Linked DNA regions of Mus musculus: regions 1, 2, 3, 4 and 6 are each linked to region 5. Evidence: chromatin loops called from intact Hi-C (ENCODE). Cell type or tissue: heart. All regions are shown on one strand. Region 1 has its middle 42 kb from the start of 4930441H08Rik. Region 2 overlaps Gm44689 (a long non-coding RNA gene). Region 3 holds the start of B130024G19Rik (RIKEN cDNA B130024G19 gene). Region 4 has its middle 120 kb from the start of Gm44689. Region 5 holds the start of Gm36260 (a long non-coding RNA gene). Region 6 overlaps Mctp2 (multiple C2 domains, transmembrane 2).

Region 1 (4,000 bases), 490 kb before region 5:
CGTACCTGAAAGGTGAAAATATAAAAGTTATCCCAACTCTTCTGATTTCCTTGTCACATATTTCATTGTTGTTTGCTCCCAGAGAGAGCTAAAGACTTAATTTAGTGGTATAGTTTAGTGAATTTAGTGGAATCTAAAAATGATTCAGGTATGTTTATACCTAGCGGCAGAAATGCACCTTTGGTTTTTAGGAACATAAACGTTGCTTCTAAGTTCCTCATTTTACAGATGAGTAAGGTGAAGTTGGGAAAATGGTTTTAATAAGATCCCTAAGTGGTAGAGTCCCTGTTAGGGACTCATGCGGCATATGTCAGGCACCTCACCTCTGCAGAAGACTTGCCGTGTTCACGTCCTGATTCCGTGTGTGCACAGCAAGCTTTCCCTGCAGAGTCAAGTGTGAGGTCCTAGGATCCAGAAAGACCTACGGTGGAGAGGCGTTCACTAGAATACAGAGTCCCAGGGGCTCTAGTCCCCACAACCTCTGTGGTGGCTAAGTGAAATACCAGAGCCGCCCCACCCCCCTCCACGCCGCTTTCTCTCTTGTTACTAACCTCGGTAAAGATCCACTTAGCCCACTCTGTATGATGTTGTAGAATATAGACCTGTCCAAAATGCCCCACTAGGAGAGGTCCTTCGAGCACTGCTCCCATTTCCCCTCTGATATTTAATATGTTAACTGCAGACTTAGAACTGCCTCTGCTTCTAATGACCTCCAAAGAAAAGTGGGGTGAAGTGGACAGGCGCTTCACCTGTGGGTGAAGTCCTCGAGATGAAAGCATCGCATAAGTTGGAGCAGTTGGGTTTGGCTCCTTCAGACAAGAAGGCAGGCTGGTAGGGAAAGTAACACCTCATTCCCTTGCTAATTCTGGTCTTATCTTATACTCAGTGTTCCATAGAGCTTGACTTGAAAGCTTTCATTTAAAACCCAATTCATATGAATTAGTGTACTACTCAAAATGTCAGGCTGCTAATAGGACATACATAGCAACTGGAAATTGAAATAAGTGCATTTTAATAGAGCTCGGGATTAGGATTTCCTCTATCTGTTTGACGTAGTATCACAATTATAATTGAGGGTGAATTTTTTTTCCTGTTGGCATTAATGATCCTCGCTCCAGAATTATCAATCATCCTGGATTCATTTATACCACTTCTCAGAAAATGATGAAGACGGAGAAAGTCCAAAGCTCTTGCTTATGGAACCAATTCGGAAGATGACTTCATTTGATACTGACAGATACAAGGAACGGACAGATATAAATCCATCTCACCAATGCTCCTCCCAACGAGCATAAACTGGGTGCCTTTAATTATGATGTCATATATGGTGATTTTCATCTCCTTGCAAATTACATCTATTGCATTGTTTGGTGTGTAGGGATTTGTGCTACCATGCAAAGGTGAAGGTCAGAAAGCAACTGTAGTAGTTCTCTTTCCACCCTGTAGGCCCCAGGAATGGAACTTGGTTGTCAGGCATGCATTTGGCCCTGAGCTATCTCACGAGCCTTTAGCTCTTTTACTTCAATTTAAGAAAAGTTTTAGATGTTCTCCTCTAAGTATGGCTAAAGGGAGACATTTCCTCCAAAAGGCTATAACAGCCATGGCAAATGACTCAGCTTAATATCCAAGTGGAAGAAATGAATGCTTGTTCATACTTCGGCTTGCTTCATTACTTCACCTGGATTTGACATGACTTCATTACTTCACCTGGATTTGACATGACTGTTTCAAAGAAAACATACACACACACACACACCGCATTACAGTCTGGGATATGAGGAAAGTTAGATTGTTTACATACAGTCACATTGGTTTTGAATATGAGAAACATCTATATTAGTGTAAATTTCCTAGGCTTATGCCTATGATTATTGATGAAACAACCCAGGAACGTCTTCTTCAGGTTCTCCCAGCCTGTACCTATTCCCTTCAAGCCCAGTAGAGGGCAGTCAAGTTCCATGGTTCAAGCGCAACTGCTGAGGCCAGGGTAAGATTTTCAATAAATCTCAGTGATTGGAATTAAGTTTTCCTTTAATGGTATTAAAGGGCACTCAGAATTACCTGAAGATTTTTTCCCTTTTATTAAAAACCTTACAACCTTTGTGAGAGGGACATGTCCCATGAAAGAAGTGAGATGGTGGAGGTGTTTGTCCCCCCCTGTTCCTAGCTGATGAGTCTCATTCCCAGAGGCCTTGTTTAATAATGAGGAGGGGGTGCTAAGGGAGCCAGATCTCCTGCTTTGACTTCTAATGTTGTATAAAGGAAAGGAATAGTGGGTGCAAGCAGGGGCACTCATCAGACTTTATCCTCAAATGAAAGAGAGAGGGGATAAGCTAGAGAAGGAGGGGAAAGTTGGAATGGATTGGATCACAATAGAAAACCAGTTGGAGGAACTTAAAATCTAACATCATTATAGATATACATTTTGGTAGTAGAAATATATATATATATATTTTTTTCAAAGGTAGAACTCAGGTTATGAGAAGACTGCCATGCCCCTCCATAGAAGTCTCTAATCAAAAATAAACACGGAAAATCAAAATCAATGTTCTCTTTTTCATTAGCAATAAAGCCAAGGATTAGAAAGCCCGACTCCACATAGAAAAATAGAAAGCCAAAAAGCCAGATGTGTTTAGATGGAAGTTGGAATATTTAAGAATATTCATATATATATATATATATATATATATATATATTACTCTCACACACATGTGTGTATATATATGTGTTGGGGGGAGAGTTACAATGAGGTTTAAAATCAGCCTTAATTTAAATATGTGGGAAAGATGCACATTTAGGGAGTTAAAAACAACCACAAGAATTAAGTATAATTCAGACCAGTTTTGCGTATGCATGTATGTATTTTAAATATGTTCTTTGTATTAACACTGTGCCTTATGCTATTTTTAGAAGCTTATTTAAGGAAACAGAGCTATCTGTTGCAAACAAAAATGTCCATACATGTAGAATATATCACATGTACATTTATGTGTATGTACATATCACAAGGTTCTGTGGATTTCTACCTGCCTAAAAGACAGCTTTCTTGGTGGCTAAGGCATTGCTGTCCCTCCCTAAGCTGCTCCGGAGGCCCGTGGATTAAGGAGGAATCCGAGTGATTTTCTACCTGACCCTGTTTTTTTACCCGTGCCCACCGTGCCTGAAGACTGAGCGGTCAGAAAGATCTGCCTCTGAAAGTGACCTTGCTCAGCAAGTTCAGATTGGCTCCTGTAGCAGTGCTGTTCCCAGAAGGGGCACTGCACATTGCCAAGTTGCGCTGCCTTGAAGATGGGTATGAGATCTGGATGTTGGGGGCAGGGGGTGGGATAAAAGAAGAAAGATACATCTTGCTGAGTGGCTGCGGCTGCTTATAAACAAACTTGGGCATTGTTTCTGGAGCGCTTTTACAGGGGAGAAGAAAGCTGGACACACACTAAGACTGGACTCCATTTGTGCTCTGCGGAGACCTTGGGGAGAGCTGCTTTTAACAGACTGGTTTGGTGGGGAAGATGATTTCCATCGGTTACTTTTAAAAGATACGTGCTATTTCAGCACAAAGCTGAGGCCCCTTAGAGCTGCACCAGGGATTAAGAAACTGCATGTATTTTAATGCCTTATGAATAGGTCTAGCTGATAAAAGAGGCTCTTGTTACCCCTGCTACATTTAAATGTGAAAAGCAGCTGCTTCTAGAGGGGAGGGGGCAGGCGAGTGGAGAAGAGACATCATTTTCATAGGGGTTTAATCTTCAGACTACATTGAAACCACAGAGTACCATTGGCCATTCTCTTCTGGGCGCCTCTAATCACTCAAAGATCTGTAAGATTGTACAGAGGGAAGGAGAGGGTGCAGAGGGCAGAGAAAGGGACCGAGTGTGGATCTCACTGACCATTTCCATCTGCATGTAGATTTTGGAATTCTGATCAAACTGCATGCGTGGTGCAGTGTCTTCTTCTTTTACAGGCTTTAACCCTGGAAACTTTAATGAACGTTCCAGTCAGT
Region 2 (4,000 bases), 320 kb before region 5:
GCCCAGTTGTCAGGTGTGTACGGTGATCTGGTTATGGACAGCTGGGTGTGACCAGAACTAGTCCAGTGTGGGCCAGGTGGAGTGATTAGGTGGAGTCCCCGGTAAGCGGAGGTTGGCGATCAGTGTGGGCGGTAATGCCTGCGGTCCTCGCCCGCAGGGCCGCTTGCAGACAATGGCTCCCCATCCTTATCGCTGCTCACAGGCCTCCCCAGAGCACAGCGGGCGGTGGCTCTCCCTCGGTCCGGACTGCCGCCCCGCCGCCCGCCGCTTCCTCCAGGCGACCTCACGGCCTGGGGCGCGGCGCGGACGGCCGGAAACGCTTGGTGGGATGGCGCGTCGGCGACACGCGCGGCCCGGCGGGGAAACAAAGGCGGGATGTGTGCGGCCAAGAGTCCGGAAAGCGGGCGCCGGCGGCGCAACCCCCGCTCCCCGCCCATTGTTCGCTGCGCGCGGCCACACGCGCCCAGGGCGAGCTAGCGCATCCTGCCCGACCTTCCCTGAGATGCCTGCCTGCGCTGGCTGCGCTGGGCAGGTGACATTCTGAGCGACCTTGTGATTTCAGAGCTGTCTTTGTCTGAGAGCTCCACATGGATGACTTCCTCTGACCACCATGCTGAGAACGGAGTGATGTTTCACTCCTGTTTTCCACATGAGAAGAAAAACCAACAAAAAACAAAACAAAACAAAAAACAAACTTCAGTAGAACAGGCTAGGTCTACTCCTGCTAATTCCAGGGTCCCAAATGAAACCATCTTCCACATGACTCCACATCTGAATTGCCATGGATTTGACTGTAGTTTTAAGTCAAGCATTGCAATAAAAGGAGTTTCTTTAGCCTGGTCCTTCAAGGCTGGTTATCTAGAAAGTCCAGTAGGAACCTAGAATTTCCGAGCTGGGATTTACTAATGACTTCCTGCCGTTTGCAAGATTGTCCTTTCCCCTATTGTTTTGGTTTCTGGCTGGCCCATTGAAGGAGAATGTGTCACTAATACAAAAACTAAGTGTTGTCTGTGGCAAGTGTTCAAGTCTAAGGCATAAGTAGATTGAGGACCAAGACTTTCAGAGTCAACAGATTAGTCAACCTGCAGTTTCCATCTTTTGAGTCATCAGAGTTGGCCTCCCCTAGTTAATCCACGAATGCACATATTTATGTGTTTTTTGACAACCTGTGCCCCCCGGGGGAATGAATTCTGGATGGTTGTTGATCCAGTCTTCCTTTGTTGTTAAGGCAGCCTGTGTCTCTTAGCACCTGAAGATGACCCTAGCTCCCTTGGCCTGAGGTCAATAAGGACCAAATTGCTCTCTTGTGGTACTGGATTTGTAAAGAAACCGGACTGTTTCATGCCAGAATTAGATGGAGCCCTCTGGCTAACCAGAAGAGGTTCTAAGGACTGGTGATCAAAATTAAATATAGTGAGCCTTGTGGAACATTGACCAGCTGAGGGCACGGGTAAGGAGGAGACACCAATCCTTTTCCTCGGGAGGTCAGAATGTTACAGAGAGGTTCCAGTGCTTCTAAACATCCTCTAGGAGGGGCTGTGAAGTCATTTATTGGAAAAATACTTACCAAGTCTTACTGTAGAAGATTCTGAGGAGAATAGAACAAAACAAAAACAAAACTGGAAAATTGTCTTAGATCTCAACCTCATGGTTTATAATCTAGTAGAGAATGTCAGAAAAGAGTACTTGATGTCCATATGCAAATAGTGAAGGCGCTGGCCTACAGGAGACGGTGTGCATGGCGGTGCTAAAGGGGCATTGCAGAAGGAAGGCTACCATGTGAGTAGTTTTTCCAAGAGCATCCTAGGCTTGGGAAAGATTATTTCAGAGTTGGCTGTGTGGAGGTTGGAAACACTGTCTGTTAGGAGAGAACTAAAGGACCCTAGTGTGGCTACAGCTTCTGCGTGTTTGGTGGAAGGAGTCCTTGGCTGATTCAGAAGCTAGTTTATCAGATCAGATCAAAGAGGGCATCTAGATTAGACTAGAGTAATGGGGATGACTAGAGATGGCAACAGATAATAGAAGAGGAGGATGGAAGAGGTGAGCATGAAGGAGGTTAGTACACAGAATGCGTGCGAGGGAAAAAGGATTTAACAAAAGTAGCCCCACCAGTTACTGGCTGAGCAGTTCCCTTGGAGCAATAATATGGAAGAAAAGGTCAGGTGGGGCAGTTATGCATTATATCTTGGGCACATGAGATGTGAGGTGACTTGAAGTGATTGAGATGTCATCAGAACACTGAGGTGGGGAGTGGGAAAGGAACAAACTTTGTTGGAAGACAGATGTCGCCTTCAATGTGACAAAGCAGGAATAAGTGGGGTGAGGACCTAGGTAGATTCATACATTTGGTAGCAGGGAGGCCCAGAAATGGGTGGCTTGAATACTTAAGGCTCAGAATAATTGATAGGGGATAATAACCAGTAAAAATTAAATATTAGGAGCTCATTTATTATAATATATAGTTTTTATTTATTGAAATGGAAAATCCAGATGGAAAAGAGAAGGGTAGTTGGTCAAGGAAATATGAGCAACTTAAGATAACTAAGAAGATGTAAAGGAGAAGAGAGACAGCATCATAGAATGAAGGGGGTCCAGCCAAGACTAGATGACAAGTGATGGTTAGGGGGCCATATGACTGATGCTCGCTTGGACAAGGACATGGCCAGGATCAAGACTGAGTCAAATAGTTATAGGAGTTATTGGAGAGGAATTAGTTAGGAAGTGAAGCCCCTGAGGTTTTGAATCTTCATCTTCACACATTTAAGGAACCTAAGGTAGCAGTAGGGCTTAGGTTAAAAAAGAAGAGGCTTCCAACTGGGGCCTCTCATTTTTGATGATGGATGGGAAAGAGAGACAGAGATGGGGAGGAAGAAGAGGTATCAACACATCTGTCAGCAACAGAGGCAAACGGGCATTGAGGAATCACCATGAGTGGGCAGAAGAGTCTGGGTGGGGTGAAAGAGAAACTAGAAACCTCTTCACCGATCTGCCCACTTCAGGCGTCCACCAGTAACCCTTGCTAATATGAGCAATTAGACCCGAAAGCACTTTCATCTCTGAAGTATTTCTGGAAAAAACATCTTTCCCACGTTGTATTTTTGAAAATTGACAGAAGTCACTGAATAGGTTAGCTCTCCAGAGGACTGTGTGGAATCTGTGAACTCCAGAGCCAGAGGAAAAAGCACTTAATACACAATCTGGCCGTTGGCTGTTATGGCTATTCTTAGTAAGATTTGTAAGCAGACCGCTTTTTGCTCAGAACGCATCATCTTTTTGATACACATGTACAACTCTTCATTTCTATTTAAAATGGGCTGGAATGCTATTTTTTATCTGACTATCCACCCCCTTGTCTATGCATACACACTGCAGTCAGTCTCCTGACTCATGTTGTACTCTCATGTCTTAGCTTTCATATGAATTTTTAGGGCACATTCAAGAGAAAATATATGTTCTTGCTGTAGGAGAAAGACTTCAACAATCTAAGAAAAAAGAAGGAGGAGGAGGAGGAGAAGAAAGAAGAAGAAGAAGAAGAAGAAGAAGAAGAAGAAGAAGAAGAAGAAGAAGAAGAAGAAGAAGAAGAAGAAGAAAATGGGCACCAATGGAGCAGTGACGTGCTAGAAATCAGAAAGGCAGCCAAAATCTGCTACACATCATTTAGTCTTGTGCCAACCAAGGTCTCCCTAATCTCTGAATCTGAGATAAGAGTGTGCTGCATGATGTGATATGATAATATATCTCCAAAATATTATCTGCTGCTGTCTAAGTCATTAATTCTTTCTTCATCTCTCCTACATGCTGTGCTGTGTGGCTGAGAAATATTGACCCATGGTGCTCACCAGGAGAGGAGCAGGCTTCTATGTGAGTTAGTCATGTTTATTTTTGTGTTTCTCTCTCTCTCTCTCTCTCTCTCTCTCTCTCTCTCTCTCTCTCCCCTCTCTCTACTTCTCCCTCTTCCCCTCTCTTCTACTTTCTCCTCCCTCTTTCCCCCATTTCTCTG
Region 3 (4,000 bases), 1.0 Mb after region 5:
TCTTACCATAACAGTTTCCTAAAATAAAAGATTCATGTTTCCCCATTCTTCTCCTCTTAAAACAAAACAAAACAACAACAACAACAAAAATCCATTAGTTCAAACTGTACTAAACTGCAAGAGACAGCTCAGTCTGCTCTCAAGTTTTGCCAGTTATTGTATCTCTGCTTCTTTTACTCGTTTGGGGGAATTGATAAGGGGAGGGGTGAATTAAGTATTCATTATTTAAAGGCATGAAATAGGGGAACCCCTCCTCCCAAAAGAAATAGATTTCCTCTTCAGGAAAGTTCTAGAATGGACAGTAGAAAGGGGAGGGAGGCACTAATCCACAGGGGAGAGGAAGAAAAATCATTGGGGAGGGGGGACTTGAGTTAAAAGTAGAAAATGAGGATTCCAATTGATTCCTAGGAAAAAATGTTGGCCTCCTGTTTCAAGTTCTATCTTTGATCCAGGGTGAGAGGACCGTGTCTGCCAGTCTTAGGCTGCAGCTCCCCCCCCCCTCTGGTTTTTCCCCCCCAACTTGCTTTAGGATTAGCTTCCATCCCTCTCAACCCCAAATGGTGGAATTTGGCTGTGCCTCGGGGTTGTCCTGCTTTGCAATATTGCCTATAGTTGTTTTCGGTTTTCTGCTAAGACTGAGCCGGGTTGCTCCAGCCTCCGACTAAACTCATTAAGTTGGGAGATTTTTTTTTTTTTTTCAATTGGAAGGGTGTTTTTAAAGTCTCCTCTTTCCAGCCCCAAACAAGGTGTAACAACGCACTCTTCCTTCTAAGGCATCAGATGAGAGACAAGGATCACTCCAGACAGCTCCTACCTACGGTTTGGGGTTTTTTTTTCTTAAAGGCGAGGCTTGCATTCCTCAGCAGCTATGTACAAAGCTCCCTGAAGCTGTCTCTCTCTCTCTAAAGTTAGTGTGCAGGCTTTTCCAACGGCTGAGAGCGCCTGGTACACAGGGAAGCAGTTCCTTGAGGTGGAAGATCTCTTCTTTCACCTTTCTTTTTCCCTGCAGACTAATGCCTACTTTTTTATCAGTTTGCACAATCGCTTAGATAAACACCGAGGAGGAGAGTCTCTTTAATTATCAAAGACACATCTTTTCAGGGGGCCAACAAAGCATTTATTTCACCCGCCAAACTAAAGGAGAGTTATTCCAGTTTAGAAGGAAGATGCAAGCGGTTTGGGACCTTGAACAAGGCAAATATGGTTTTGGTATGTTTGCTTACTGTATTTTTTTCTCTTTCTCTTCTTTCTCACTTTTCTCCTTGTGCTGTGTGGGGTTGGGGATGACTTGGGGCTTTTCAGAAAATCGCTTTGCTAACGTGTATGCAATGCCTCGGACTGTGGTTGAAGGGGTCTGGGGGAGGGTGGGGGCAGTCAATTCAGTGCGTTGCCATATTTTATTACATGTATGTGGTAGCAGAGGTGGAAGGGGGGGATACAATTGCAAAGCTGCCAAAATATGATTAAACCGAAGCATAAAGACTGCGGTTGCCTCCCATCTCCTCGTCCTGTCTTCTCAAACTCATTTCCTTCCATAGAACTGACTGAAAACCAATCCTATATGCCTGGTTTTCCAAGCAGCAGATTGTCTAGGTTTGCTAGCGAAGGGGCTGCTAGGCTGGCTTTGGGTATCAGAATTTCCTGTTCGATTTGCCTCTGCGCTTCATTTTGCAACCTTGTGCAGCTGACATGCAGGCAGGCAAGCAGGCAGGCAGGCAGGGACCAAAGCCTTGCCTGGCGCCCTCGGCCGCGGTTCCGGAAGGAGAGCGCTCTGTTAAGCTAGGAGAATCTCAAGGAGAAGGGTACTCACCATCGGGCGGGGTGGTGAAGCTGGCGTGCGGATTTCAGGCAAACGTTTACCTTTTTGCTGTCTATTGCAACTGCGCCGGGCTGACTTTAGAAGCAATTCTGTGCTCTGTGCAAAATGTTCATGGAACGGTTCCTCATTAAAAAAAAAAAAAAAAAGCCAGCGAGAGAGACGACAGAGGCAGAAAGAAAAAAGAGAGGAGGGGTGAGGGGGACGCACATAAACCCAGTTTCAAAAAAAAAAAAAATCATCTCTTCACTAGAGACTCCGGAAACGTAGAGGCAGCGAGATCCCAGCACAGTCCAACCAAGCCACAACCAAATAATTTTCAATCCTGAAGAATTATTCAGATTAAAATGTACAGAAGTTTCATTCTCCTATGCCTACGTGAGCCCCAAGTCGTTTCCCTTTAAGGGCTCCTTTTCTTTTAAAGTTGGATTTTAGGCAGCAAGGACTCTTACACTAGGGGGCAGACAGATACTGCACTTACTTCAATCTTAAGCAATTTTTTCCCTCCCAGCATATGCTCTGATTTAGCACTGTAAATTTTTCAGAGGACCCAACTCTGACAGCCCCTGGTGATTTTCAAAGTACCACAAGCCAGTGGTTAAAAATTGCATTGACTTGGAAGTTCAGAGGGACACAATGGAAGCCCCTTCTCTATTCACGGAGCTCCAGTGTGGTGGAAGAGAAAAACACACACGACTAGATTGAGGGAAAGGAGAAATTCAATGGATCCTGGATTCTACTGAGCTCAGAGTTAAACTCGGAATTGCTGGGGTCTGTATTCATATTGTGATTTAATCTGTAAAGAATTACAGACTAGCCAACCACTTTCTGCAAGGAAACCATATTCCTGGGAGCTGAGGATATATATTTTTTTCATATTAAGACAAATGTTTTCCCCTAACTTTGACCAGTCAAATAAAGCTTGCCACCATTCTCATTAAAATAGATTTACATTTGCAGTAAAGGGCTTGGCTGAGTTTTTAAAAATAATAACATATAGAGTTGTATCTTTTAATTTTAGGACTTTTAAATCTTAGAGTTAAGACAGCTGAGCATCTTTAAGAAGGGCATTTAAAAATATTTTTGCTCCTCCCCATCCCCAATTCGGCTGTCCTGTCTCTTCATTCTCTCAGTAAAATTAATTACAATTCATGTGGTGATTTTTTTCCCTTCCCTTTCTAAACAGCATTTCTATAGCTAAATGAGTCCTAAAATACAAAGTGAAGCACCTCTAACTCTGTGGTAGTTATGTGCCTAGCTGGCTGTAATTCTACAATTCATATATACATATATATATATATATATATATATATATACATATATATATATATTTGAAGTCTATAATTTCTTTAGCTTGAAAAATGAGGAACACACACACGAAGCTTCTCCTCAAAAATCACCTCTTCGTGTGTGTGTGTGTGTGTGTGTGTGTGTGTGTGTGTATGTGTAAAAAGTAATCTTGACATGGAAATGGCTGCACTGGAGAGGCAAGATTAACATTTCTCCATAATCAATTATGCTCATCTATTAAGTCGAGATGGGGCTACCTATTAAATTTCCTGTGTCAGCCTCAGTCTCACTATATGCTGAGCTTGCCTCTAATCTGACATTTGCAGTATCAAATAATTCCTTAAATCAGAGAAGTTTTTTTTAAAGACCCACAATTCTCTGAAATGACTTATTTTCTATCTTTCTTATTCTCTGTAGGAGAAAGTTATATGGTGTCTCTAATCAGCCAGAAGTGCTCAGCCTAGCTTTACTCTATGACCACCTTATTACACACCAGGTTTATGATAGGCTAGTACCTGCTATAGCTTGTTATTTCTTAAAACATTCAAATAATCACAGCACCTGCCGCTGTAGTGCAATATGTGAGTTCTGTGGAGAAAGGGAAGGCTGAGAAAGATTTCAGGGTGAAGCTTAAATAGGATTTTTTTTTCTCTTTGCCAAAAAGTCAGCGTCTGCCTGCCCATATCTTTCTGCCCTCCTTGTCTCACACTCTGTCTCTATGTGCAAAAGAAACTGCCCCGAAAGCGTGGTTTTCTCATGTCAACTGTATGTTCAGTTCATTTTACTAAAGTAAAATTTACACTGCCAAATTTCTGCACTACCAAGGATGCTTCCTAAAGTTGTTGTTTTACTCTTTGTGGTGTCTTCTTTTCCCTCTTGTAGCTCAGCAAATTT
Region 4 (4,000 bases), 200 kb before region 5:
GATCAGCATTTTTAAAGACTTGTTGGAAGGAGGAACTGCATAAGCTTCTGGGCTATAAAATCCCAGCTGCATTTGTCCTTGGGTGGGGATGGGAATGGTTTGTTAGTGTAGCCAGAGACCCAGCCCTGACCTCTGCTTTGGCCCTGTTATAGCCATCAGGCAGCCTGATCTCTATCACTCTACTTGAGTTCTTGCCAACTAGATGCAGAGATGAGCCATTGTAGTTGATTACGTGGTTCAAACTTAGACTGCCACCAGTAGAGGAAGCTGCTATTTAATTGAAGTTCAAAGCATCCAATAGGACTGGTCATTTTGTTTTGTTTTAACACAGAGGAGGTTTAGAAAGTAGTTCAGTACAAATACACTCAGTAGAGTTTGAAGGACAGAATGTTCTTTTGGGAAACTGTTTTCTTATGCCAAGGCCAACATTAAGAGGAGCACAGAATATTTTGCTCATCAATGAGTAAATTCATTATTATGTTTATTCACTTTTTTGTCCAGGTTTTAATTCAATCTTTACTCATAGCCTTCAAAGTCAAATATGTGGTACTAGAAACATGAAGAAGACTAAGGCATTCCTTTGCTTAGGGAGTTAGAGTTTAACGAGAGAAACCTAGAATATGAAAGGATGAATATAGAATGGAGTGGGCACTGGTCCAGGAGGACACAGAATACAATAATAATGGTGTTTGGGGTTGAGCCATTGTCTGGCGACTGAGTCTATAGTTGGATAAACATGACTAAGGGAAGTATGGGTAGATTAAGGAAAGGATAGACACCGGGGTAATTATCTGAGGAAGGAAGACTGTCTTTTACAGCCCTATGAAGAAAGGCTTTCATAAAAATTACATGGTCAAATTGGAACCCGGAGAAGCTGGGCATGGGGAGGTCAGGTGAGGCTAGCTATGGGAGATAAGAAGCACAGACTTTATTATCAAGAAGCCACTAGACTGAGTACAAGAAAATGTCAGTTCAACATGAGAGGAAGTTCAGTTGAGAAATTATTTACCCAATGGTGAGGATACATAAACAAGCACAGAAAAATACACTTGAAGAGACTGATATTAAGGAAATGTCTCTAAGAAGCCAAACTTATGACAGGTTAGAGATAATTAGGAAAGAGAGTGGCAGGTCAAAGATGCTCACAGCTGTGTCAGTTTGGCAACGATTGAAGAAAGAATAATAGACACTGTATTCCTGAAGAGGAGTAGCCATGCTACAATGGGAAGAAGGGAGTCCTTGCAAACTGATGGGTGAAGATGGGTTGTAATGGATTACTTGCTTGATAATTGAAAAAAATCACCCAGAGATTCCATATGCCAATGTAGAGAACACAACGTAAAAGATTGAACTAGAACATGCCAGAATTTCTACAAATTCAATCATAGAAGGGAAGTTTCAAAAATAATGTATTTGATTTTAAATGGGCTTCATTAATTCATTAATGTATTATCAATTAACTTATCAAGAAAAATTCTTTTAACATTTAATATAATGGGAAATAACTAGGGATCAAGAAGCGATAACGCATGGTCTATAGGGGTAAAGTAGCATCCACAGTAGCCCACGATTTTATAGTTTGAGAAAACTTTATTAGAACACACATCTATATTGATTCAGTTAAATGTTGCCTATGGCTATTTTGATGTTCAGTGGCTCAGATGAGAAGGTAATTGTAGAGATTGCCTGATTCAAAAAGCTATGTAGGAGAACAGCAGAAGATGCTCCCTCTAACAATCAAAGAAATGGGAAAGCCAATGGGAATATATTTACCTGAATTAGGAAATTGGTATGGTTCTTCCTGTGTCACTGAACCAACTTGAAGAAGGATGCTTAAAATGTTTTAGTAGAATATTTGTTCACTCCATCCACCTGTTGCCGGCACATGAAGGTAAATGGTGCATGAATGGCAAGGAATAGTCAGTACTGGAGTGTGGATGGCCTATGGAAAGGGTCACTGGAACCCACAGACCTAAAGCAAGGTCGGGGAACCCTAAGGAGCAGCCACAGGAGGGCAGCAAAGTCACATGATGTTAAAAATAGCTCCTTGGGAGCAAGAGAGGCCAGCAGTGTGCCTATTTAAAGAATTATCTGGAATTTAGTGTAATGCAGCCGAAGATCCAATGGGAGTTGCTTTAGCATGACTAATAGTTTCCCCTGGATCAAATTAGGAAGTACTCAGAAATAAAACTTTGCACTTGAGAGAATCCACATATTTGAAAACAAGAGAGAACTTTGATTATCAGATGATGTGTCAGTTAGTTCCTGGAGAAGGTGTGTGTATGTCCACTTAAATAATGAATGTCCCCATTTTATCTGAGTCCTTCAGAAAATGGCATAAGCACACTACCACCATAATCCTGCAGTGAAAACAAAATCTTCTTATAATTATTTTACAGCAACAGTAGACATTGGACATTGAGAAACAGCATCTTTCTTTCTCTCTCTCTTTCTTTTTTCTTTTTTTCTTTCTTTCCCTTCTTTTATTTCTATCTGTCTGTCTGTCTTTCTTTCTCCCCTCCACCACATTTACTTATTTTGTGCTCTGCTCTTGCCAAACATTGAATTTGAGAAGGGGAATATAGCACAAGATTAAAAAGAGAGTGATGGAGCTGTTTTTTAATGTTAAAATCATGCTCACACCAAGAATAAAAAATACCCATAGGGAATAGATCCTGACTTTAAAAGATAGTTCTGCTTTTATTTCTGTTCCTTGCTTTGATTTTGGTCATATGTCATGCCACATTTTAATTTGAAAATGTAGACAGACATCTAAAATCTTTGGCTTGGAAGGACAGAAGATCAAAGTTTTAATGTAGACAAATGTACTTATTCCATTTTTTAGACTTTATTTTGAAATTTTATTTTCAAACACTGAGCTTAGAATCAATTTTTATAACCTATTTAATTGAACTTATATACCCCTCCAAAGTTGACATGGGTCTTAGAGGTGACAAGCCAGTTCTTGACAGAGGCATGCCCACCATTCAACCTTCCTCAACCCGTTCTCATCTCTGGTGATAGTCTTTGTTGGCTCATGGCGGTGCATCTATTAAATGCTTGCTGAAATAATTATATTTTGAAAACCCTTGATATTTAGGAGGAAATTGATGACTCTCTAAATCAGGATCAACTTTGACCAGATCTTTCCAACTAAGAAGAAGTGATGACTAAATAATTATAACAGTTATAAGAATTTTTTTTCTTTGATTATGACAATAGATAAAAGCTTACACATTGGGAATTAAAAGGAACTTTAGTAAAAAATAATAATTAACTTTGTAGGGGTGTATGTATGTGCTAAAGGGAGAAGGCAGAGAGATAGAGAGTGTAGAAAGTAAGGGAGGGGCTGAGACAAATGGAGCCCTAGCAACTTTTGAAGCAGCAATAGAAAGATGTATACATAAATGTACAGCTTTAATAATTTATAGACTGTTTTCACTTACAGACAATTCACTAGGCTCTGCCCAATAGTTACCTTGCAAGAGCTTGCACTGCTGCTTGCTAGCATTGAGCCAGGCATATAAGAAGACCTCTCTCTCTCTCTCTCTCTCTCTCTCTCTCTCTCTCTCTCTCTCTCTCTGTCTGTCTCTCTGTCTCTGTCTCTGTCTCTCTCCCTACATGTTCCTGGCTCATCTCTTCCTCTCTTCCTGTCTTTCTTCTTGTCTTCCTGTCTTCCTCACCCTCTCTCTGCCTCCACCCTTTTCTCTTCCCCAAAATAAATCTTTATACTGGTCTTGTGCTATGGCATGATTCCCCACATGGGACACCCCTGCAATTATACCCAATTGTGCCTCATTATAACATATAACAGTCTTTATAGAAAAAAAATGTACGTAAGTCTCTAGCACAGTTGAATTCTAACTACAATTCTCCCTACTTGCTTCACTTTAAATAACTGTTCCTGTGCTGTGCAGCTTCTGCAACCTCAGTGCCCTGAGCTTTGCTTCCCAGGCCTTTTATCAGGTTGTGGATGGTGAAGGATGAATTTTCCAGGTAA
Region 5 (4,000 bases):
CTTGTTGCAATAGAGCTGTTAGGTTTGGCATGAAGACGGCTATCAGATGCCTCCTTTGACATTAGTTGAGCCTTCAGTAAGTAAGACAAGCCTGAAGGATTAGGTTGTCAACTTCAACCTGTCATCTTTGGAGTCAGCAAAAAGAAAAAAAGGTGCTTTCTTGTTTCTTGCTTCTTTTCTTTTCTTTTCTCTTCTTTCCTTTCCTTGTCTTTCTTTTTTACTTGTCTTTCTTTCTCTATTTTTTCATCCCCCTCCCCTTTTTGTCACTGTTTGCATCTTCTCCACCAGTTTTGAGCTTTTCAGGCAAGGCAAAAGAGACAGTTAATAGGCGACAACCTCAACCCCACACTGCTCATGAAAGTGTCGTCTTTAAAGAGGAGAGAATCAAGCAGGCTGTAAGACTAATCGCCCTGCGCCGGTATGAATTTATCTAAAGAGGATTTCGTGTGGAACCCCCGGAGCCGGCCGCCAAACGGATGACTGCACAGTTTAAGAAAGTTAGTGGGACTTGTCCCAATCAACTGTCAGGCTGCATAAAAGGTTTGGGGCAAGCTGACTTAAGCAAACAATATTTAGCCGTCTAAGGATACCATAAGGCCTGAGATTTTGCTTTGTTGCGCTGTCAGGAAATATTGGTACGTATCAAGTAACACTCCTGGTGCAGAAGAGGTGCGTCTCCTTTCTGACTATCTCTATTTACAAAAGAGGCCTGTGCTCCCAGAAGGGTGGGGGCAGGGAACGTGCCAAACCCAGCACTTCACAGAGGTCCTTGCTTGCTTTTCCTGGGATCACAGTCTTCTTCAAAGAAGGAAAAAAAAATGAATTGAGCTAAAAAAAAAAATAAAAAATAAAAAAACCCAACTTCATTCTAAAAAAATAAAAATTAAACATTATTTGAATTTATAAATTCCCTGATTGCCTAGCAAAGACCCTGCCCATAGCCCCCAGACTGTCTGCTATGGATTCTTAAAAAACATGTTTCTCATTGTTTAGCACGTTCTGAAGTATGTTCAAAGCATCCGAGTCTCCAGTGTAAAATACAATCAGGAATATCCAGCTATCAAGCCTACACAGTAAACATTCTAAAGAGGTCCCATGAGCCAAAACTATTTTTGTTAGAAATAATCTCCACAATTCTAATGACTCATCCCTTTTAGTGTTTTAAGTACGTGGGGGAAGAAAAAAAATCATGATGTCTCCAGTTGGAAAATTGCATTGGGAACACTGAGTTGTTACTGAAGAAAGGCAGTTGAGTTGGAGAGTTTAATTTAAAAGGAAAAACAAAACAAAACAAAAACACAAAACAAAACAACAACAACAACAAAAACCCATCGTTCTTTATCAGAACACTCTAAACGTTCATTTGCTTCAGTATCGTTGTGCCTGGGGTGAAGTCCTTGAAGATTCTGGTGCTGAGAGTGTCAATGAAATACCCTTTGGCATTAAGCGCTCTGCCTTGAATCCTGATTGTGCCACCTGAAAGGAAAGGAACGGGAGTTCCTTAACGGCGTAATAAACCAGAAGAACCGAAGGGGAGAACCCGCTTGTTCTGTGAAGAAGATCGCTCCTAGTTAAACAAAGAAATTTGGGGTCGTCTGCTTTTCATGGAAATCTCCTACATATGGCCTTTGAAATTTGTCACTGAAGATGGGTTCCGCTCTAAGGTAAAAAGCCACTACTTTATAGCCTTTCAGCTGCAAGTCTCTGGATTTCCCCCGCCCCCTCTCTCTTGGCCTGCAGCCCAATATGAATGTATGATCACTAGTGCAATAGTTAAACATCTGAGTCTTTTTGAAGTGCCTTCAATGTTACAAGGATGTGATGGTTGATTGCCTAGCAGTCAGTTCGGAAAGGAACTACCTTCTGCCCCCTAGTGGTAGAAATTAATAATGGCTGCCTCGTCATACACCCTTCTCAGCCACCTCAGTTTTCCAGCGTTATGCTTAAATACTTAATGCTGCCTGGGATATATTTCTTTTTGCCCTCGAGACATGGGAACTTGCCATTTTCTCAGACTAACCTTGAGCTCTTAATCTTGTAATCCACCTGTCTCAGCTTCCTGACTGGTTGAGACTTGAGGTGTACCCTCTTGCCTTGGCCAAGGGTGCATTTTAAACAGTGCATGTCTGCACTGTGGGGAGGGGACTGCTTCCTGTGTCTCTGTGTCATACCTTGTATAGCCTCAACACTCTGCACTTCTCTGTTAAACAAAGTACACAATACTATAAACAGACATCGCCCCTAATGTAACTTTCTTCCTGGGAACATTCTGGACGGACTTAATGGGGAATATTAAACAAGTATGATCGGTTGGTGCTGCCAAAATTAGAAACAAAATGTACTTGTATTCAAAAAAGGTGCTGTGGGCTCTTGGGTATTGTGGAAACTTTGTGTCTCCTCCCAGAAGACACTTTTTTGTTTTGTTTTGTTTTGTTTTGTTTTGTTTTGTTTTGTTTTGTTTTTGTATTACATCAGGCAATATAAGCAAGTTGCACTAATTAGCACTGGATATGCCACAGGTCACATCTCCTTGTGTTAAAGGTCATCAACTAAGCCACATACACTGATATAGAGAAAGGGATTGTAGTGTGCTGTCAAGAATGTGCTGGGGCAGACACTGGTCACATACTACATATTTTCCCTCACTTGCAGGCAAGCTGAAAGGAATGTGAGTTTTGTTATTCGTTTATTTCCTGTATTGAGTTTTTGATTATTTTTGTTTGTTTGTTTGTTTGTTTTTTCATCTCTCACACAGAAGTCGAATTCCACATACAGCCAAGCATTAAAGGGCAGGTGGAAATGACATCCGCGATGTAGGTCCCCTTTAGGTTGGATATGTGTTTAGTGAGTGGAAAGGAGACAGAGAAGGAGGAGAGGGGGCCCTCAGAGAGGGGATGGGACAGCTGGACCATGTGGAATGTGTCAGTTTGCTTCTGGGCCACTATTGTGCTGCTGATGTTGGAATTCGGGCAAGGCGTGAGGTTATTGAATAAGGAGCCATGTAGATTCCAGCTGTCAACATGTGATCAGCTCTTTGTACAAAGAGAAGTTTTCTCTGGCCTCCAGTTTGATTGCTAGTGACAGCTACACGTTTCCCTGGGCTCTTTATGCTACCAGCTTGCATTTGGGTAGCCTTTGGCTCTGTTCTCTTTTCGGACTGGCCCTGTAAGCTTTAGTACCTGGCTCGTGAGGGCATGTTGACTGACATTGAAATGACGGGGACATCAGGCCTAATTCCAGAAAGGACATTAGGGCTGGGATATAAACAAACAAACAAAACAGTCCTCTTTTTAAAGAGAAAGTGCTTGCTATTGTTTATTTAGGTTTTGTGCACATCTATATGTGGTGTGTGTGTGTGTGTGTGTGTGTGATCTGTATGGGTCCATACATGTATGGATGGCTGTGTACTCAGTTCTGTTCTTCACCTTTGTTTTGACACAGGGTCTTTCCAGTGACCCCAAAGCTTACTGCTCCAACCATTAAGCCTGGATCTTTCTGTCTCTGTCCCTACAACCCTAGAGGTTTTAGACCCCCATTGCCACATCAGTTTTTATATAGGTACTGGGGATTTGAACTCAGGTCTTTATGCTTGTTCAGTAAGCATTTTACTCACTAATCCCATTGATCCATCTCTCTATCTCTACAGGAGTTTCCTTGCAAACATTTTACTTAAAGAGGGAAAACAGTATACTACGCCCTTTCTTACCGGAAGCATGCCAACTGCTGTGTAAGTATGTTAATGAAAGTCTTTCTTCAAACTGCTCCAGTGGACGGTACGAGCATCACGGTGCTGAACCGACATCCACGATTTCTTTTGCTGTCTTGCTATCAAGCACCTTTACTCTGTTGCTGATGCTGCTGACATTTCTGTTGAGATTCTGAAATCCTCTCTATACGTTGGAAAGGAAGGGAGACGAAGAGAAGGAGGAGTGGAAGAGAAAATTCTTTTCTGTGTGAGCCCACTCTAAAGCTTCTTGAATCTCATAGGAGGTCAGAAGGA
Region 6 (4,000 bases), 790 kb before region 5:
ATGAAGCAGCACCATCTGTGTGATTGTCTTTAGAGCTCTTCCTTGGGGCCCTGTGGGCTCAGCAGAGGGTATACAACTAAAGGAAGTGACTTCCTCTCTCTGCAATCTGTGCAGAGTCAGAGTTCAGAGGTGAAAGGAGGGGACTCCAATGCCCCCCGTCCCTTCATAGGGACAGCTACAGGCTGGCCTTGTAACATAAATTTTCATAGTAATTTTTCTTTGATCCCAAATCTCAAATTATTACTTAGTAACAGACTTCCTGGAGCTTTTAAACTGTTTGGAGAATTACCAAAGAGTTACCTTTTACAGTGCTCCAGATGGATGACATGTAACTCACAGGACAGAAAGTAATGGAAGGCAGGTAGGAAAGCTCATTTCTTTCTCATCATGAAAGGTGCTATTCTAAACTATGGGGAAATTTGTTCCTAATAATTCCAGAAGTATTATTCCCAATTATAGAATATATATTCCTAATTAGATTACATATCTTTTATATTACCCTGTGAGGATGTCTTAAATTATGGTCTAATATTTTCCTTCTTACCTACACAGTTGAATATAAAGATTATATAATAAATCTGTTCCAATATTTTATCTTACAGAACTGAAGTTTAATATATTAGCTGGCTTTCCTCCCCCTTCTCCCCCCCCAGGCCCCCGAGAACCTTAGTTTGGTGGAAATGTAGTCTTAGCAGGTGTAAGCACAGAAGACTCTCCAAATCAGCAAAAATCTCCTTTTGTTGTGAATTTACAATGATTGTTTCTTCTGGGTGAGCTGAGAGTGGTTTCCAGCTCTAGCTTCGGCTATCTTGATAGTAGAGACAGATTCTCACCTCTAAATGTTCTTTTGGCTGTGTTTTAAGTTTCCTATTGTATAAAAATTGTTAAATTTTAGTATTAAAAATAATCTTCAGAATTGTCACTATAAATCCTGAGTGTGGCCTTACATATGCAGTGTGCTTGCTTAGCATTCATGGAGTGCTATCGTGCGGGAGCTGGGCAGATGCACCTAGCTTTTCCCACCAAATCTTCATCCTCTGTTCAAGGGTTGGCAGTTCAGTTTCATAATAGACCTGGAAAGTATTTTCCAGAACATTCTCTTTTGTTTTAGTCTCAGTATTTATGGTGATGGCACTCTAGCTGCTTTTCATTTTGAACACTATAACCCCATAAAAAGGGGCATATGTAACATAATGCCATGAAATTACATTGGTAGCTACAAAATAAGCTTATAAACTTCATGTATTTTTTTAACATTTATTTTATTATCTTTAATCTTTTATTTTTTTACAGTCCAGTCATTATTCCATTCCCAGTCAACCCTCCGACAGCTCCTCATCCCATTTCTTGTCCACCAGTCTCCAAGAGGATGCCCCCCCCACACACACAAACCATCTCCACCCCCCCCCCCCCCCCACTGCCAGGCCTTCCCACTCCCTGGGGCCTCAAGTCTCTCAAGGGTTAGATGCATCTTCTCTCACTGAGGCCAGACCAGACAGTCCTCTGCTGCATATGTGTTGTGGGGTCTCATATCAGCTAGTGTATGCTGTCTGGTTGGTGGCTTAGTGTCTGAGAGATCTTGGAGGTCCAGGTCAGCTGAGACTGCTGGTCTTCCTATGGGGTTGCCCTCCTCCTCAGCTTCTTCCAGTCTTTCCTTAATTCAAACCACAGGCGTCTCCGACTTCAGTCCATTGGTTGGGTGTAAGTGTCTACATCTGCCTTGGTCAGCTGCTTGTTGGGCCTCAAAATCTAAATACTTTTTTAAGTCTATTTTTTATGAATATAAAGCTTCAGAAAAAATAAATAAAAGAAGAGTTAGATGTGTACCAATATCCTATTTAATTCCTGATCCAGGAGAGGGATTGTGATATTTATATATGTTCAAGAGGAATAGAGGTTTTTAATTTTATAATCTTCAAACATTTAATATTTGTGTATTCCAATTAAATTTTCTATTAAAGTAGTAAATGTTACATTGTATCTTTGTTTTTGATGCTATCTTCAATGTTCCTACATGGATTCTGAATTTCGCTGACACAATGGTAGGGACATTGAGTAACAGGAAATGGTCATTTACCAAATTAAAAAAAAATCCTTCTACGAAATAATTTTATATGGACACTTCTTGTTCTTTTGTTGACCTTCCCTCGCCCTTAAGAAATCATGGAAATTTTAAGCTAACATTACAAGAACTGAGGACAGAAACAAATTGAAGTTGGAAGTACTTCAGCTTGGCAAATTGACATGCTGTTTTTGTCTTTATGTCTTTCAACTTTAACACCCACAATTTATTAAGTGAGACTCCGTGCCAGAGCGGAAGCCGAGGATCCTGTTTGGACACCGTTGAGGAAGGAAGCCGGGACTTTATGGGGCACCCCCTTCCTCTCAGCCGCTGACCAGGAAAGCCATCTTTCCGTATGAAAGCTATTCAATCTGAGAGGTGGGGTGCTTTGGGAAGGAAGATGACCTCTCCCTTGTAAAGTGGAATTGCTGTTTCCCCACCGTGACTTACTCAACGCATTTCCACCAGTGTTTATAAGACCACTTGTGTGAATGATTGTGGTGACAGCAATAGTCATTTAAAATATGGCTCAGATTCCTGGCCTTCCAATTTCCCAAGTTATTTGAATTATTAAGCACTAGAGTCACAATAGAATGTTGGACAAGCTCAGGCTGTGCTGAGGCTCTTTTAGAGTAGAGTGTGTTTTCTAAATGCCACAAGTGCCATCAGCCTGTCCACCACTACTGCTCTGTACAAAAAGCATGGCTGCCCTCAATCTGAAGACAGAACAAGGATTTCTTTAGATAGCGCCCTTTCAAGGAAGCCAAGGGCTTTCTGAGCTGCCATAGGAAGGGTTTGCTTAGATATCAAACAGTCCGGGAATGGCAGGTCGCTAGCATAGTACATGGAAGTGCTGGGACATGCAGGACGGAGGTCAGAGTGACTTGGTACTGTCAAAGTTGTGTAGGTAATGTTGTGTCACTTGATTTATTTGGGACCTTGACCTTAACCTCAGCTAAGATTTGATTTAATTAATTTGAGTTGTTTCAGGGCCAGAGAATCACTGATAGCTATATAATAAAAATTAGTTGCTTTAGTCATTTCCTTATGATTCTTCAATCTTCTTTGGGAATAATTTTATACTTAAAGGAAAAGTGTGAAGAAAAGAGAGTTCTCTATTTTCTTCCCATGCTAGCATCTTACATTACTGTGTTGCATTTGCCAGCACTAGAATGTCACCAATAGTAGTATGTTATGAGTAAGTAAACTTGGGTCCTCATTTGGATTTTAGCTGGTCCTTCATTAATATAATTTTTTCTCTTCCAGGAACTAGTTCATGGTACTAAATATATTTAATTATCCTAGTCTTTTCTGATTCATAACAGTATTATACTCTGTCATTTTTCCCCATAACTTGACAATTTTTAGAATTATTGGCAACAAATTTTGGAGAAAGTTCATCATATTTGAATATGTGGAAAAGTTTGGTCACCAGAATGGGGAGGGGTCCTGTTATCATATCATAATCTGTACCACTAGGTTTCTTTCAACATACTACTTTAAGCTGATGGTTGTTACTTTATCTTCTTATCAATTATAATCTCATTCTAAATTAAAAGTTGATTAATCTTTTAGTTAGTGCCTGAGTAATATTTTCTTCACCTGTAACCATATGGTGGTAAAAAAAAATGAGATCACTATAAAAACTGGAAATAAATTACCAAGTCATGTCAGAAGATATAAAATGAGTTGTAAAATCCATTTTTGCAGAGGCAAAAAAAAAAAATTAAATACCTTTCCAACTTTGTCAAAGTTAGTTGTTTTGGTTTTGCTATTGAAAACACACAGATCATAGCACTAATATATACTTTGCTTTTTATTCCTCGCAGATTAGAGATGGACAACCAAACTGTTATGTGTTGAAGAATAAAGACTTAGAGCAAGCTTTTAAAGGGCTTATTTACTTAGAGTTGGACCTCATATATAATCCGGTAAGTG

Evidence for each region. A loop is a pair of places that touch in the nucleus more often than their neighbours do. Peaks named below come from ENCODE experiments on the same cell type or tissue, not always from the same donor. Only the 100,000 strongest peaks of a DNase experiment are listed, where the experiment ranks them.
Region 1: a loop joins it to region 5, with 5 times the contacts of the local background. A loop is called at or near these places in 18 of 42 quality-filtered maps.
Region 2: a loop joins it to region 5, with 2.8 times the contacts of the local background. A loop is called at or near these places in 3 of 42 quality-filtered maps.
Region 3: it touches region 5 in a loop (2.8-fold over the local background); 7 of 42 quality-filtered maps call a loop at or near these places.
Region 4: a loop joins it to region 5, with 3 times the contacts of the local background. A loop is called at or near these places in 6 of 42 quality-filtered maps.
Region 6: it touches region 5 in a loop (3-fold over the local background); 3 of 42 quality-filtered maps call a loop at or near these places.

What each region holds. Positions count from the first base shown.
Region 1 is chr7:71,865,243-71,869,242 of GRCm38, reverse strand. No RefSeq gene overlaps it. Among named protein-coding and RNA genes, the nearest start is that of 4930441H08Rik, 42 kb to the left of the region's middle. In heart, a CTCF peak has its summit at 1,934 (motif pointing right); no DNase peak of the experiment used is centred here.
Region 2 is chr7:71,701,983-71,705,982 of GRCm38, reverse strand. It overlaps Gm44689 (a long non-coding RNA gene), which reads left to right. Exons shown (of 4, transcript XR_003946799.1): 1 at 1-13; 2 at 3,465-3,861. Among named protein-coding and RNA genes, the nearest start is that of Gm44689, 2.1 kb to the left of the region's middle. In heart, a CTCF peak has its summit at 1,507; DNase peaks (open chromatin) are centred at 282 and 1,122; H3K4me3 peaks cover 806 bases; H3K27ac peaks cover 1,158 bases.
Region 3 is chr7:70,363,302-70,367,301 of GRCm38, reverse strand. It overlaps B130024G19Rik (RIKEN cDNA B130024G19 gene), which reads right to left and starts at 1,919. Exons shown (of 11, transcript NR_045850.1): 1 at 1,811-1,919. It also overlaps a transcript of Nr2f2 not described here. In heart, a CTCF peak has its summit at 2,275 (motif pointing right); DNase peaks (open chromatin) are centred at 1,741 and 2,281; H3K4me3 peaks cover 3,562 bases; H3K27ac peaks cover 3,492 bases; H3K27me3 peaks cover 1,291 bases.
Region 4 is chr7:71,580,008-71,584,007 of GRCm38, reverse strand. No RefSeq gene overlaps it. Among named protein-coding and RNA genes, the nearest start is that of Gm44689, 120 kb to the left of the region's middle. In heart, a CTCF peak has its summit at 2,003 (motif pointing right); DNase peaks (open chromatin) are centred at 67 and 2,027; H3K27ac peaks cover 124 bases.
Region 5 is chr7:71,377,130-71,381,129 of GRCm38, reverse strand. Gm29328 (a long non-coding RNA gene) reads right to left here. Exons shown (of 3, transcript XR_001778177.1): 2 at 3,707-3,890; 3 at 1,245-1,476. Gm36260 (a long non-coding RNA gene) reads left to right here and starts at 1,310. Exons shown (of 4, transcript XR_882213.2): 1 at 1,310-1,664; 2 at 3,647-3,727. In heart, a CTCF peak has its summit at 1,884 (motif pointing left); no DNase peak of the experiment used is centred here; H3K4me3 peaks cover 588 bases; H3K27ac peaks cover 3,159 bases.
Region 6 is chr7:72,164,603-72,168,602 of GRCm38, reverse strand. It overlaps Mctp2 (multiple C2 domains, transmembrane 2), which reads left to right. Exons shown (of 23, transcript NM_001024703.1): 15 at 3,892-3,993. Among named protein-coding and RNA genes, the nearest start is that of Gm36696, 56 kb to the right of the region's middle. In heart, no CTCF peak of the experiment used is centred here; a DNase peak (open chromatin) is centred at 2,352.